Linked DNA regions of Homo sapiens: region 1 is linked to region 2. The links are chromatin contacts, found by Hi-C or POLR2A ChIA-PET in ENCODE. All regions are on one chromosome and are shown on one strand. The core of a region is the stretch at or near the end of the contact, and the rest is flanking DNA. Distances in the headings are between cores, read along the strand shown. Region 1 has its middle 73 kb from the start of RAP1B. Region 2 has its middle 9.4 kb from the start of IL26.

Evidence for each region. Hi-C counts contacts between places; a loop is a spot of excess contacts on that map. ChIA-PET counts read pairs that join two places held with the same protein, here RNA polymerase II (POLR2A). Pooled maps may share reads with other maps.
Region 1: a loop to region 2 is called in a pooled map, with 2.0 times the contacts of the local background. The contact joins two enhancer-like sites. A Hi-C loop is called at or near these places in 3 of 50 pooled maps. POLR2A ChIA-PET finds 5 or more read pairs at or near these places in 2 of 52 experiments (OCI-LY7 and activated CD8-positive, alpha-beta memory T cell).

What each region holds. Positions count from the first base shown.
Region 1 is chr12:68,534,280-68,541,015 of GRCh38, reverse strand. No RefSeq gene overlaps it. Among named protein-coding and RNA genes, the nearest start is that of RAP1B, 73 kb to the left of the region's middle. RefSeq lists an enhancer at 1,447-2,409. Within about 2 kb of position 2,040, at least 18 of the 41 ENCODE cell types and tissues checked have a DNase peak (open chromatin) inside an H3K27ac peak, as active enhancers do.
Region 2 is chr12:68,232,311-68,238,197 of GRCh38, reverse strand. No RefSeq gene overlaps it. Among named protein-coding and RNA genes, the nearest start is that of IL26, 9.4 kb to the right of the region's middle. Within about 2 kb of position 1,462, at least 7 of the 41 ENCODE cell types and tissues checked have a DNase peak (open chromatin) inside an H3K27ac peak, as active enhancers do.

The DNA.
Region 1 (6,736 bases), core at 791-3,290, 300 kb before region 2:
GGGTTATCAGGCCACGCTTCCACTCCAAAGGAGTGTGCAAGTTCCAAAGACTAGTCTTACCAAGTTTCAGATGTCCGGACACCAAGTGCCAGTTCCTTCCTGGTGTTCAGCCACTGTGTTGATCCTCTGCAGGGGCCTGCCATGCACCACTCTGACTAGGTGTTCCACTGGGGCAATTGCCTACCTGGGAGCGCTCTCAGGATCCACGTCACTCAAGCTGGCTGGGGTCCCCTGCAGGGATGCTCCACAGGGCAGGCCTAAGCCGCCTAAGGGGTTGCCTTGACCTTCTGTTAATCACCTCGCTTCCCAGTCAGGGAACCAAGAAATGTAGCAGGACGAGCCACAGACAAAACCCCTCAGTCACCGAGTTAAAGAAGGAAGGGCTTTATTTGGCCAGGAGCATCGGCAAGACTCACATCTCAAAAACAGAGCTCCCCGAGTGAGCAATTCCTGTCCCTTTTAAGGACTCACAACTCTAAGGGGGTCTGCATGAGAGGGTTGTGATTGATTGAGCAAGCAGGGGGTATGTGACTGGGGGCTGCATGCACCGGTAATTAGAACGGAACATAACAGGACAGGGATTTTCACAGTGCTTTTCTACACAATGTCTGTAATCTATAGATAACATAACCGATTAGGTCAGGGGTCAATCTTTAACTACCAGGCCCAGGGTGTGGCGCAGGGCTGTCTGACTGTGGATTTCATTTCTGCCTTTTAGTTTTTACTTCTTCTTTCTTTGGAGGCAGAAATTGGGCATAAGAAAATATGAGGGGTGGTCTCCTCCCTTAGTAGAAAGGCCTCATAAACTGGGCATTTGCTAAGGAGAACTGCTTTAAAAAGGGTACGGTCATTCAATGCCTGCCTGGGACAAATGGCCCTTTGGTACTGGCTGTAGAAATCATCTAGATGGTGCAGACTGTGCTCTGGAAGAGCATTTTATTGCAGGGACACTGCAAGAATTGACTGTCTTATTAAGAAGCACTGTTATAATAAAATGTGATTTAATTACCAAGCAGGGGTCAAGAAAGGATTGGGGGAGGGATTTAATCATGAAAATACTGGCCCAGATAAATTAATTCTAAGGGTGTTTGTAATAATTAGGCACATATATTTGAATAATAATCACACCCCCAAATTATGTGAAAAGTATACCCCTTTCAATTGCATAAAGTAGTTTACGTGCCCATTATCAACTGAGCCAAGGAATGTGTAATGATATGAAACCTAAGATCTTCATGAAATACTTCCATAAAAAATAACAGACAGCTTTCCCTTTACTTATATTTACTTGCCAATTTCAAAGGAATCAAATTCCATTAAATTATATAAATAAACTGTCCTGAAGGCACTTGCTTCTACTGTTTCAGGAAGCTACCCTATATTTAGAAAATTTCTGTGGCTCCCGATAAATGTATTTCCTTTAGAAAAGCAATTCTCATAACTTAAGTGGATAGAGTAGTCACTGTTTTTAATGAAACTAAGGAATTTGTGATGTCATCTTGTGTGTGCCAGTCCTTCAATTAAGAGGGGAGGACCCGAAAATGCAAAACCCTATGGTTATACCATGCACTTTAAAAGAAATGTATCAAAAGCTCATTATGCATGGTCACAGTTTGCAGCAAAATACAATCCTTTAGAAAGTGAAAGGGACTGCTCTTTTATGTAACTTGGCTCTGGAAGCCTGCGGTGACAAACCACACACATCAACAGCCCCCACTTTGAGCAAACGTGGAAAACCACTTGTTAGCTCCGCCCCTCTAAGTACTCCTCCCTGCGGCTCCATTTTGTTTTTAAACTATTTTATTTTTGGTAAAAGTTAAGTTTACTAAGCTCTAAAATACATGAAATCTCCTGCTGTCTATTCTAACACTGGAAGCTGCTCCAGGATAAAAATTGGTGCATCCCATGTAATAAGGAGGAGGAATGTTATTTTATTAACAGTTGGCACCAGAATTCCTTCAGAAAGGGAAATGTAATTACTCTGAAAAATACCCTGATAAGAGCTTCTAAAGTAGAAGAGATCCCAGGAGGGGCCAGGGTGTGGGCGGAATGTTTCTGAGACAAAGGGAGCAATTTGGCTGTAACTTGCAAGGGCGTCCAGAGGGCCTGGGAGGGGAGGAGCATTGGAGCCAATCAGAGAACATCTTCTCAACGTGACTCTTCCTCTCCATCCTCCCGCACAAGCCTTTGCTAAAATGACTGAGCTGGCTAAGTACTTGATGCAACTAATTTTTTATTTTACTTTATTTTATTTTTTGGTAGAAGCGTGGGTAAGGGTTGGGCTTGTGTCTAGATCAATTGAGTATATCAAGGTTAACATGTATGGACCTAAGACTGGAGGCAAACAGACTCTAAAAATAAACTTGTAGGATTTTTTTTTTTAGAAATTATGGGGAGGCCTCTAGGTGCTCACGGGGACATGTTTTTTGATGTAGTCTTTGGAAGCTCTTTTCTGATTGCCTCTATTTATTTTCTCAGCAAAACAATAAGACTCTCAGCAGCTAGAAGAATAACAAATATGTTGGAAGTTTGAAGAGCAAGAATAAAGTATGAAATAGATATTTTACCAAAAATGCCTTTTACCAAAAGACTTTTGCCAAAAATAAAATAGTTTAGATTTTATTGATATCTTTTAATGAAATCTTTGTGGGAGCTAGAGGGCCTCTGATGGAATCTTGGGTAAACCAGCTAGTTTATGGGCAGAATCACTGCTGTCATGGGTGGGAAGCTACTGTGGATAGTCTTAAGCTGCTTCATGGATGGTTACTTGGAAACAGGACTCTATAAATACAAGATATCATGGTTGCTTTTCCAGTCATTGAACTGGCCAGACTTCAACATAATGTTTTTTAAATTATTAATTTATTATTATTATTCTTTAGAGACAGGGTCTTGCTGTGTTGCCCAGGCTGAAGTGGAGTGGTACGATCATAGCTCAGTGTAATTTCAACCTCAAGGGCTTAAGTGATCCTCCTGCTTCAGCCTCTGAAGTAGCTGGGACCACAGGGTCCACCACCATGTCTGGCTAATGTGAATTTAAGAGGCTAATTGACGGAAAAAAATGATTCTTTAGTAGACTAACAAAGAATTTTGAGATCCTAACCTTACATTTCAACACTAGTTTTTCAAAATTAATTCAAAGTCCCTGAGAATGAAGGATAAATTAAGGGTCAAAATGGTATCTAATATTCCCCAAATGATTCTTCATTAGCCAAGGTTGCTAGAGTGCAAATGAAGGTGAGTCAGCATATTGAACACTTTGCACACGATCATCATATCTATTCTAGGATCAAACCTAGAGGACCACAGTTGAAGCCAATGGACAAAGGGTAGAAATATATTTGATCATGGTTTACAGTGTGTCTTAGGGGTTTCTGGGTACAAAAATAATGGGATATCACCCAAGGCAGGGGTCCACAAACCCCAGGGCATGGTCTGTGGCCTCCTAGGAACTGGGCCGCACAGCAGGAGGTGAGCGGAGAGTGAGGGAGCGTTACTGCCTGAGCTCCGCCTCCTGTCAGATCAGCAGCGGCATTAGATTCTCATAGGAGCCTGAACCCTATTGTGAACTGCGCATGTGAGGGATCTAGATTTCACACTCCTTTTGAGAATCTAACGAATGCCTGATGATCGGAGGTGGAGCAGTTTCATCCCAAAACCATCTCCATCCCCCACTGTCTGTGGAAAAATTGTCTTCCACGAAACCGGGCTCTGGTGCCAAAAAGGCTGGGGACCACTGACCTAAGGAAATGATTCAATATATGTTAGATATTTCCTCCAACTGGAATTTTCTGACCCAAAGTTTCAGATTGCATCTCCCCCTCAAGAGATACTGTCCTTGATCACGCCTTATAAAGTTTTCCCCTGCATGTCACCCTTTGGATTTCTTTCACAACACTTATTATCATCTGAAGTGATCTTGAATATTTTTATTTTTTACTTGTTTGTGGTCTGCCTGCCAACCATTGTGATATGAAGACCAAGAAAACAGGAACCCAGTGTGCCTTATTCATCTCTGTTTCTCAAGCTGTAGGATGCCTGGCACATAATCAGAGCACAATAAGTATTTATTGAATCATTGAATGCATTTCATTCAGCATCTAAGCTGCAGAGATTATCAAAATCCTCATAGGCCACTACAAATATAATGTAGTTACTTTTATAAAGGAAACACGTACTGAGGGATTCTAAGGCTGGTGTTTTGAACTAATTCCTTTTTATTATCAGCCTAATCTTGGATCATGTAAATGATGATCACATTATACCTGTCAGAATACTTTGCAAGAAAAAAATTCACTATTATAGTCTCTCTACACCAAAGTGAATCTAGAGATTCAATTAAACGATAGAATAGTAGAGTTCAGTTTTGATATGGAGAAATGTTTTGATGTTGTATTTTAGTTTGGGTTAATAGCATTATTAGGTTGCATGCTAGGGTAATTAAAAGCATGAGTTCACTTTTGTTTTTAAGAGATGAAGTCTTGCTATGTTGCCCAGGCTGAAGTGCAGTGGCTATTCACAGGCAAAATTATAGTGCACTGCAGCCTCAAACTCCTAGGCTGAAGTGATCTTCCTGTCTCAGCCTTCTAAGTAGCTGGGACTACAGGCTTATGCCACCACACCCAGTTCAACACATTTTTTTTTTTTTTTAATTTAAGAAAAAAATTATGTGGCGGAAGCTAGATAGTAATACCTGTTTACAAGATTTGACAAGATTTAATACTACTTTTGTTTTAAAATTTATTTATTTATTTTTTGTGACGGAGTCTCACTCTGTCACCCAGGCTGGAGTGCAGTGGTGCAATCTCAGCTCACTGCACCCTCCACTTCCTGGGTTCAAGGGATTCTCCTGCCTCAGCCTCCTGAGTAGCTGGAATTACAGGCATGTGCCACCACGCCTGGGCTAATTTTTGTATTTTTAGTAGAGGCGGGGTTTCACCATGTTGGCCAGGCTGGTCTTGAACCCCTGACCTCAAGTGATCTGCCCTCCTTGGCCTCCCAAAGTGCTAGGATTACAGGCGTGAGCCACTGTGCCTGGCCTTAAAATTTATTTGAAAGCATAATTATGAATGGGGAATATATTAATAAATGTGTTCAGGCCGGGTACAGTGGCTCATGCCTGTAACCCCAGCACTTTGGGAGGCTGAGGTGGGAGGATTACCTGAGGTCAGGAGTTCGAGACCAGCCTGGCCAACAGGGTGAAACCCCGTGTCTACTAAAAATACAAAAATTAGCTGGGCAAGGTGTTGTGCGTGTAATCCCAGCTACCTGGGGAAGCTGAGGCAGGAGAATCGCTGGAACCTGGGAGGCAGAGGCTGCAGTGAGCCGAGATCGTGCTGTTGCACTCCAGCCTGGGCGACACGCAAGACTCCCTCTCAAAAAACAAACACACACAAAAATGGTGTTCAAAATGAGAACAAATAACACAAATTTCTTTAGCATCGTATTATGGATAGTTAGGAGAAGTTATTTCAGAACTAATTTAAATGCATTGTTTTGGGAGAATGGAACTTTTTTTCTACTTCATACCATATTGCTTCCATTTTTTTTTTGTTTGATATTACTTGTCTGTTTTTGTTTGTTTTTGTTTTTGTTTTTTTCAGACAGAGTCTTGGTCTGTCACTCAGGCTGGAGGGCAGTGGCGCGACCTCAGCTCATTGTATCCTCCACCTCCCGGGTTCAAGCAATTCTCTTGCCTCAGCCTCCTGAGTAGCTGGGATTACAGACGTGCACCGCCATGCCTGGCTAATTTTTATTTTTATTTTTTGAGACGCAATCTGCTCTGCCGCCCAGGCTGGAGTGTAGTGGTGCGATCCTGATGCACTGCAACCTCCATCTTCTGGGTTCAAGTGATTCTCCTGCCTCAGCCTCCCAAGTAGCTGGGACTACAGACACGTGCCACCACGCCCAGCTAATTTTTTTTAATATTTTTGGTGGAGATGGCATTTCACCATGTTGGCCAGGATGGTCTCAATCTCCTGACTTCGTGACCCGCCCACCTCAGCCTCCCAAAGTGCTGGGATTACAGGTGTGAGCCACCATGCCCGGCTAAGTTTTTTAATTTTAGTAGAGATGAGTTTTCGCCATGTTGGCCAGGCTGGTCTCAAGCTCCTGGCCTCATGTGATCTGCCTGCCTTGGCCTCCTAAAATGCTGGGATTACAGGTGTGAGCCACCGTGCCTGGTCGCTTGTCTGTTATATGTTGTCAAGAGGCCTTGTTTTATAACAAAACTAGACTTGTTAGATATAAAATTATTAATTTTCTTCTAGGTATATTATTTTCTCCATTCTCATATGAGAAAAATTAATTAAAAAAGTACTTTTGTTAGTACTCTTGTACTGCTGAATGAAACTGAGTGCATAAAAGAAAGTTACAAAATTATTTTAAAATTTCATTTCTGGAATTGGTGTGTGCATATTTATTATGGGTGGAATAAAGGAAAAAGTATTTTCAGATGTTTACTTATACACAAATTTTTTTTTCTTCAAAAAATAACAGTAGGCAAGATGCGGTGGCTCACGTCTGTAATCCTTGCACTTTGGGAGGCCGAGGCAGGTGGATTGCCTGAGCTCTGGATTTCAAGACCAACCTGGGCAATACGGTGAAACCTCATCTCTACCAAAATACAAAAAATTAGCCAGGCATGGCGGCATCTGGCTGTAATCCCAGCTACTCAGTAGGCTGAGATAGGAGAATCTCTTGAACCTGGGAGGCAGAAGTTGCAGTGAGCCAAAAT
Region 2 (5,887 bases), core at 213-2,712:
AAATTCCCTTCTGCCCCTCAGTCCCAGGAGTGCCCTTGCTCCTTTCTGTGTTTGCTCTTCCCTCTCTGCAGCATCCAAGGGCATTCATAGGAATCTTTGTTTAATTTGGGCTACTATGCAAGCTACAGGATGAGAGATTCTTTCACTGGAATAATTCTGACTCCTCTTAACCTTGCATTTTGGCTGATTCTGTTGTGTGTGGCCCATCTTCCTCCTCTTTTCTTGTTACAGCTACTAAAAATATTCAGGGTGACCCAACGTGTTTCTATTAGTCACAGTCCCTTCATTGTTTCTATGGGGCTTAACCATCTGGGTTCATTCTCTGCATCTTGAATCTTATGTTAGCCATGTGTGTGCAGTTTAATCTCTATAGCACCTAGAAATTGACCAGCTGAGTCCTTACCAGTAGGCACTGTTTCTTTTTGAAATTCACAGGCTGTGAGGTGCTTTTGTGAGCTGTTCTTTCATCTGTGACATTTTCATCTTGCCATCGCCACAGATGCTATTTTTAAGCACAGTAACTGCCCAGGAATTTTAGAACTCTTACATTGCTGCTTGTCTCAGTGAAAGCCTTAGAAATTTCAATTCAATTTAGTTCCTAAACGATTTTTTAGATCATAGGATATACAAGATCCTGTGGGATGGGCTTTGAAAACACAAGGTCAGATTTTATTTGGATGCTGCCCTGAAGGAGTCTGCAGTTGTCTTGCGAGGAAGACAGGCATGCAACAGCCTAGGGCACAAGTGGACTGACATGTGCTACCAGTGAGGCACCAACAAGATGACAATCATCATTGGGAAGGCACCGAAGGTTGCATTTAAGCTGATCTTTTGGAGGACAAGAAGGATTTAAATGGGTTCAAATGACAACACTGTGAAATTTCCCTTTTTTCTTCCCCTTTGCAATCCAGCCGTAGTTAATTGCTCCATCTTCAGGGCTCTCAAGGTATAATTTACATCTCTCTTAGCATTTATCACACTGTAGTTTAATCCCTTGTTATGTGTCTATCTTGAGAATTTTTAAGGACAGAAACTGTTGCCTACATTTAAGCCCCTATACCCTGAAAATGCCTGGCACTTTATAGGTGCTCAGTAAATGCTTGAGATGGATACACAAAGGATTGAATGGCTTTCTGGACCCAAGGACCCAGATGAGCAAAGAGTTGGGGATGTGAAAGTGGATAGAGTGCTCAGGCGAGGGCCACAAGTCCGTGTGGCTAGAGCACAGCTTGTGTGGGCAATGCAGTGGGAAACGGCCAGTAGCTGGTAACATTAATTCTCTTCAGTTTTCTATTTCTAGTCCCTGGAAACGCAGTTCTTGATGGGACTTATGCAAAGGGAGCTTGGTGGACTAACAGGATTTGGGCTCATACCGGGCCTCAGCCCCTAACCTGCTACAGGCTGATATGACAATTCCATCAACGCTGTGTACTTTCACTTTCTCTTTGGTGAGTTTAGGCAGCTGATACTCATGAAAACTTCCCACCACCAGGTGCTCACAGGAATGATACGAAAGCTGGTGCCACTGATGGTGTGGAGTAAAATCCATTCAAAAAACTAAATACACAGCAATTAAGTTGTTTCTGACACAGCCAGACAAGAGGTGTTCCCTCAAAGGGAACACTCAAACTGTAGGAGACCCAACTACAGCCTAGTTGGATTGCTTTTATTGATAATTGCTGACATGTGAAGGCTGCTAGGAACCCTGCGGTTTAAAGCCATGGTTGAATCATCTTGAGCTTTCTTCCCATGGTTTTGCCAAACTCTCCAGGCTTTCATCTTCAGAAGGTTGTTCCAATGGGGCTTGTCTACAGAGTGCATGTGATCTGCTCTTCACTGCCCCAGAACCTTTGCATGGAAAATTCCTTGTCCTTAAAATGAGAAGTACACCTATCCTCATGGAGAAATTAAATCACTTCCATCTTGGCTGGAAGAATAATTGTTTAAATTGAATTTTAATGATACTCAGAAATGAAAAATAAGGTGCACCGCGACCAAGCTCCTCTCCCTCTCCCCAGGCGGGGAGCCCAGGGAGATGCTGATTTGCCCTCCCTCCAAATGGACCTGCCCTATAGGCAGAAATCCCCTCATAATCTGTTTGGTCAAATATGTCTCATATGTTCATTCTGATCATTGGCTTAGATTAGGAATGGACAAGATTTTTGTTTGTTAAAGGAAAAATAGTAAATATTTTAGGCTTTGTGGGCCACATATGGTCTTTGTTGTATATTTCTTCTTCTTCCCCTCCTTGTCTTTCTCTTCTTCCTCCTTCTCCTCCTCTTCTTTTCCCCTACTCCTTCTCCTCCCGCCTTATCTTCCTTCCTCCTTCTCCTTCTTCTCAGCCCCTTAAAAGTGTAAATACCCTTCTTAGCTCATAAGCCTTACAAAAACCAGCTACAGGCCAGATTTGCGTCATGATTTGCTGACTTTGGGCTTAGATCATCCACAGTTCATCTCCTGGCACTACACACACTGACACCCAAACAAAATTCCATGATTAAGATTAAAAGACATTGGTTTTGTGGGCAACTATTAAGATCTGTTATGAGGGCAACTATTAAGATCTGTTATGAGTGGCAGATGGCAGATAAATTCAGCACTGGGTGTGACCCAGAGTTAACAAAAATTGCATTAAATTTCCATATCAACCACAGTTGTTATTGCAGAACAATAAAATAAAATCGTGACTATCGTAGCATTTTATCTTGTTAGCCATTTTATAAATAGGGCGTGTTAGGTTTACAGCAAAACTGAACAGAAGGTACAGAGATTTCCCATAAACACCCTCTGTCCCATGGATGCATAGACTACCCCATGATCAGCATCTCCCACCAGAGTGATATGTTTGTTATATTGATGAACCTACCTTGCTGTTAGCCATTTTTGATAACAATAAGTTTTTTTTTATTACAATAGACAATAAATCTCTGTATCATCATGGGAACCATCTCAGATTCTCTTGGTCTGTCTTGCTCCACTGCTGCCACTGCAGTGATCATCTCTGGCTCTTTCTTCCACTCTGGACTCAGATAAAGTGCCATGGAATAGGTTGTGGAATTTACCTTCCCCTTGGCTGCTAAAGAGAGCAGGTACCATCCAGAGGTTGAAGAAGTTAACTCCTCCTAGAGCAGGCGAGGAAGCTGGCATCTAACTTTCATTCCCCTCTCTCCTTCCCCTGGTCTGACCCAAGGCATGCTTCTGCATAGCCTTTGTGGAGACATCCTACATGGCCAAGAGGCTGGCTGTCTCTCTTCATAAAGCACTGGCTAGATCACTTATGCATTGCCATGAACTTGCTCCCCATCCTGGTTGACCTAATTTCTTTTTTCCATCACTCTCACTCTTCCCTAATAGAGCTTCAGCACAGAAACTTATCCTCATGCTCTATCTTCTGGGGAACCTGGGCTGAGCCAATTTCCTATGTGAATCTAAGCTCCATAACGGTAAGAGTTTGTAGGGGGGGCAAGGGATGGGGGTAAGGGGCATAGACAAGATATCTCTTGGCACCTAGTAGAGGCTCAACACATAATTTTTATTTTGCATTTTGAAAGAATTAATAAATGCATTGATTCAGGGCACAACCCATGGAAGACATGAGCACTGACAAGTTTGCTAGAAGAACTGGACACCTCTTATTAGTGGATTCCCACCATCAGAGAGCACCTAGGCCTGTAATACAAAGAAACACAGACATATTTAACTGCAGTAAAGGGAACAGATGGTGTGTAGGAAGTTATGAGAGAAAAGATGCAGAGAGAGAGAGAGAAGAAAAGTCATCGGCATCAGCCAACACAGGGCTGCACTAGAGGCTCCTATCTAACCCAGACACTCAGCTCATCTGCCCTCCTACCCTCTGCTTTGGTTTGAAATGCAGAGGAGAGACAGGAAACAATGATGAAGGCAGGGGAGGGGATGCCCACTGTGGGTTCTGTAGATGTCTAAGGCAAAATTAGGAGATAAAGAACTATTTGTGGCTGCCCAATCTCAGAAGAGGATCAAGAAGAAGCTTCCAGAGAAGCCCTCCGAAAGCAGAGCTCATCATTTTATGCCAAATGTCCCCACATTTCTTCTTCCTCCTCCTCATGGCCCAAATAGCCCTATAGTCTATTTTGTCCCACAGGGCATTCTGTGGTGATGGTAGGGAGGTGTCTCCGGTAACCCGATGGTATTTATTGGGCACATACCATGGACCAGTCACTGTTTGGAACTGAGGTAACAGCAACGAACAAGCAGACAAAAATCCTTGCTCCGATAGAGCTTAGATTTTAGCAAAGGGAGATAAATAGCAAACAAAATGCACAAATGAAATATATCATATGTTAGATAATGATAACGGCTTTGGAGAAAATAAAACAAAAAAAAGAGATAGAGGGAGTGGGAGTCGGGTGAATCCTAATTAGGGCATTGTATTCGTTTGCTAGGGCTGCCACCACAAAGCCCCACACACTGGGTGGCTTAAATAACAGAAAGCTATCCTCTCACAGTTCTGGAGGCTACAAGTCTGACATCACAATGTCGGCAGGGTTGGTTCCTGCTGAGTCCTCTCTCCTTGGCTTGTAGATGGCCCCTCCTTGTGTCTTCAGTTGGTCTTCCCTCTCTACCTGTGCCCTCATCTCCTCTTCTAATAAGGACTCCCGTCATACTGCATTAGGGCACAACCTAGTGACCTCATTTTTAACTTTATCACCTCTTTAAAGATCCTATCTTCAAATCTAGTCACAGTCACATTCTGAGAAGCCGAGGGTTAGGACCTTAACATAAGAATTTGAGGGCATGGAGGACGACACATGCGCCCCATGCCTCCTTTGGCCTATAATAGGCATCCAGGAAAAGCACTGCTGGGAAGGTGATATTTCAGCAAGGACTTGAAAGAGTTGAAAGGGCTTGCTAACTATACAGAAAAGCATTTCAGACAGAGGGAACAGCAAGTGCAAACGCTCTGAGACACAGGCCTGCTCCATGGGCCTCACAAGAGTGAGGAGCCTATTGTGCTGGACTAGGTGAGCCAGGAGGAGGAATAGGAATAGAGGTTGGGGGGCAGGGAGGGTTAGGGGTAAGGAGCATAGGCAAGATAGGATAGGTCCTTAGGCCGCAGAAAGGATATTGGCTTTTACTCTGGGTTGGAGGGGGATCCTTAAGGGAGAAATCGCATTCCTGGTGCCCTGAAAGTTCAGGCTCAAATTCATTGCTCAGCCCAAGCAGAGTCTATCACATGCTCACGTTGACTGCCTCAGGGACACGGGTCAAAGAGCTGAAGCAACAATTAATGTGTTTTGACAGAAAAGATACATCTATTTCTAGAGCTCTCACAATTGTGACTTCTAAACATCACCTCAATTCTTGATGTTATTACTGTGAACCTTCTTGTTGATGTACTTAGAAAATGAAATGGAAAGGTTATTTTGATGTCACCTGTGCTTTGATAAAACTTGGGAGGCTTTGTGCACTGTGCGTTCTTTTCTCCTTTTTCTTTTGCTGGGCTAAGAGTGAAGATGAAAACAGCAGGGAAGCTATTTTCCATCACCTTTGGTGTGAGCGATGATGGGCAATCTGCTGACTTATTTTTGAAATATAGTTAGGGTACCATATTCTTTGCAGATCATGTAGATGGTGTACTATTCATTGTCAGAGAACGAGTAGCCAATATGTATAATGCCAGTTTGTCAAATCTGAAAATGCTAAAATAACCCCAAACCTATAAAGCTATGAAGAGTATTGATATATTGCAATAATAGCTATTTGAGCATACAAAATTTTCCTCAAAGGTAGGTTTATTCTCACACTGCCTATAAGGATATTTTGGAATGATACATATGTAATGTTTACTTATTAATCCAGAGGCAAGATGGTACTGTGGGAATACCGTTGGGTTTGTTGTTCAAAGACA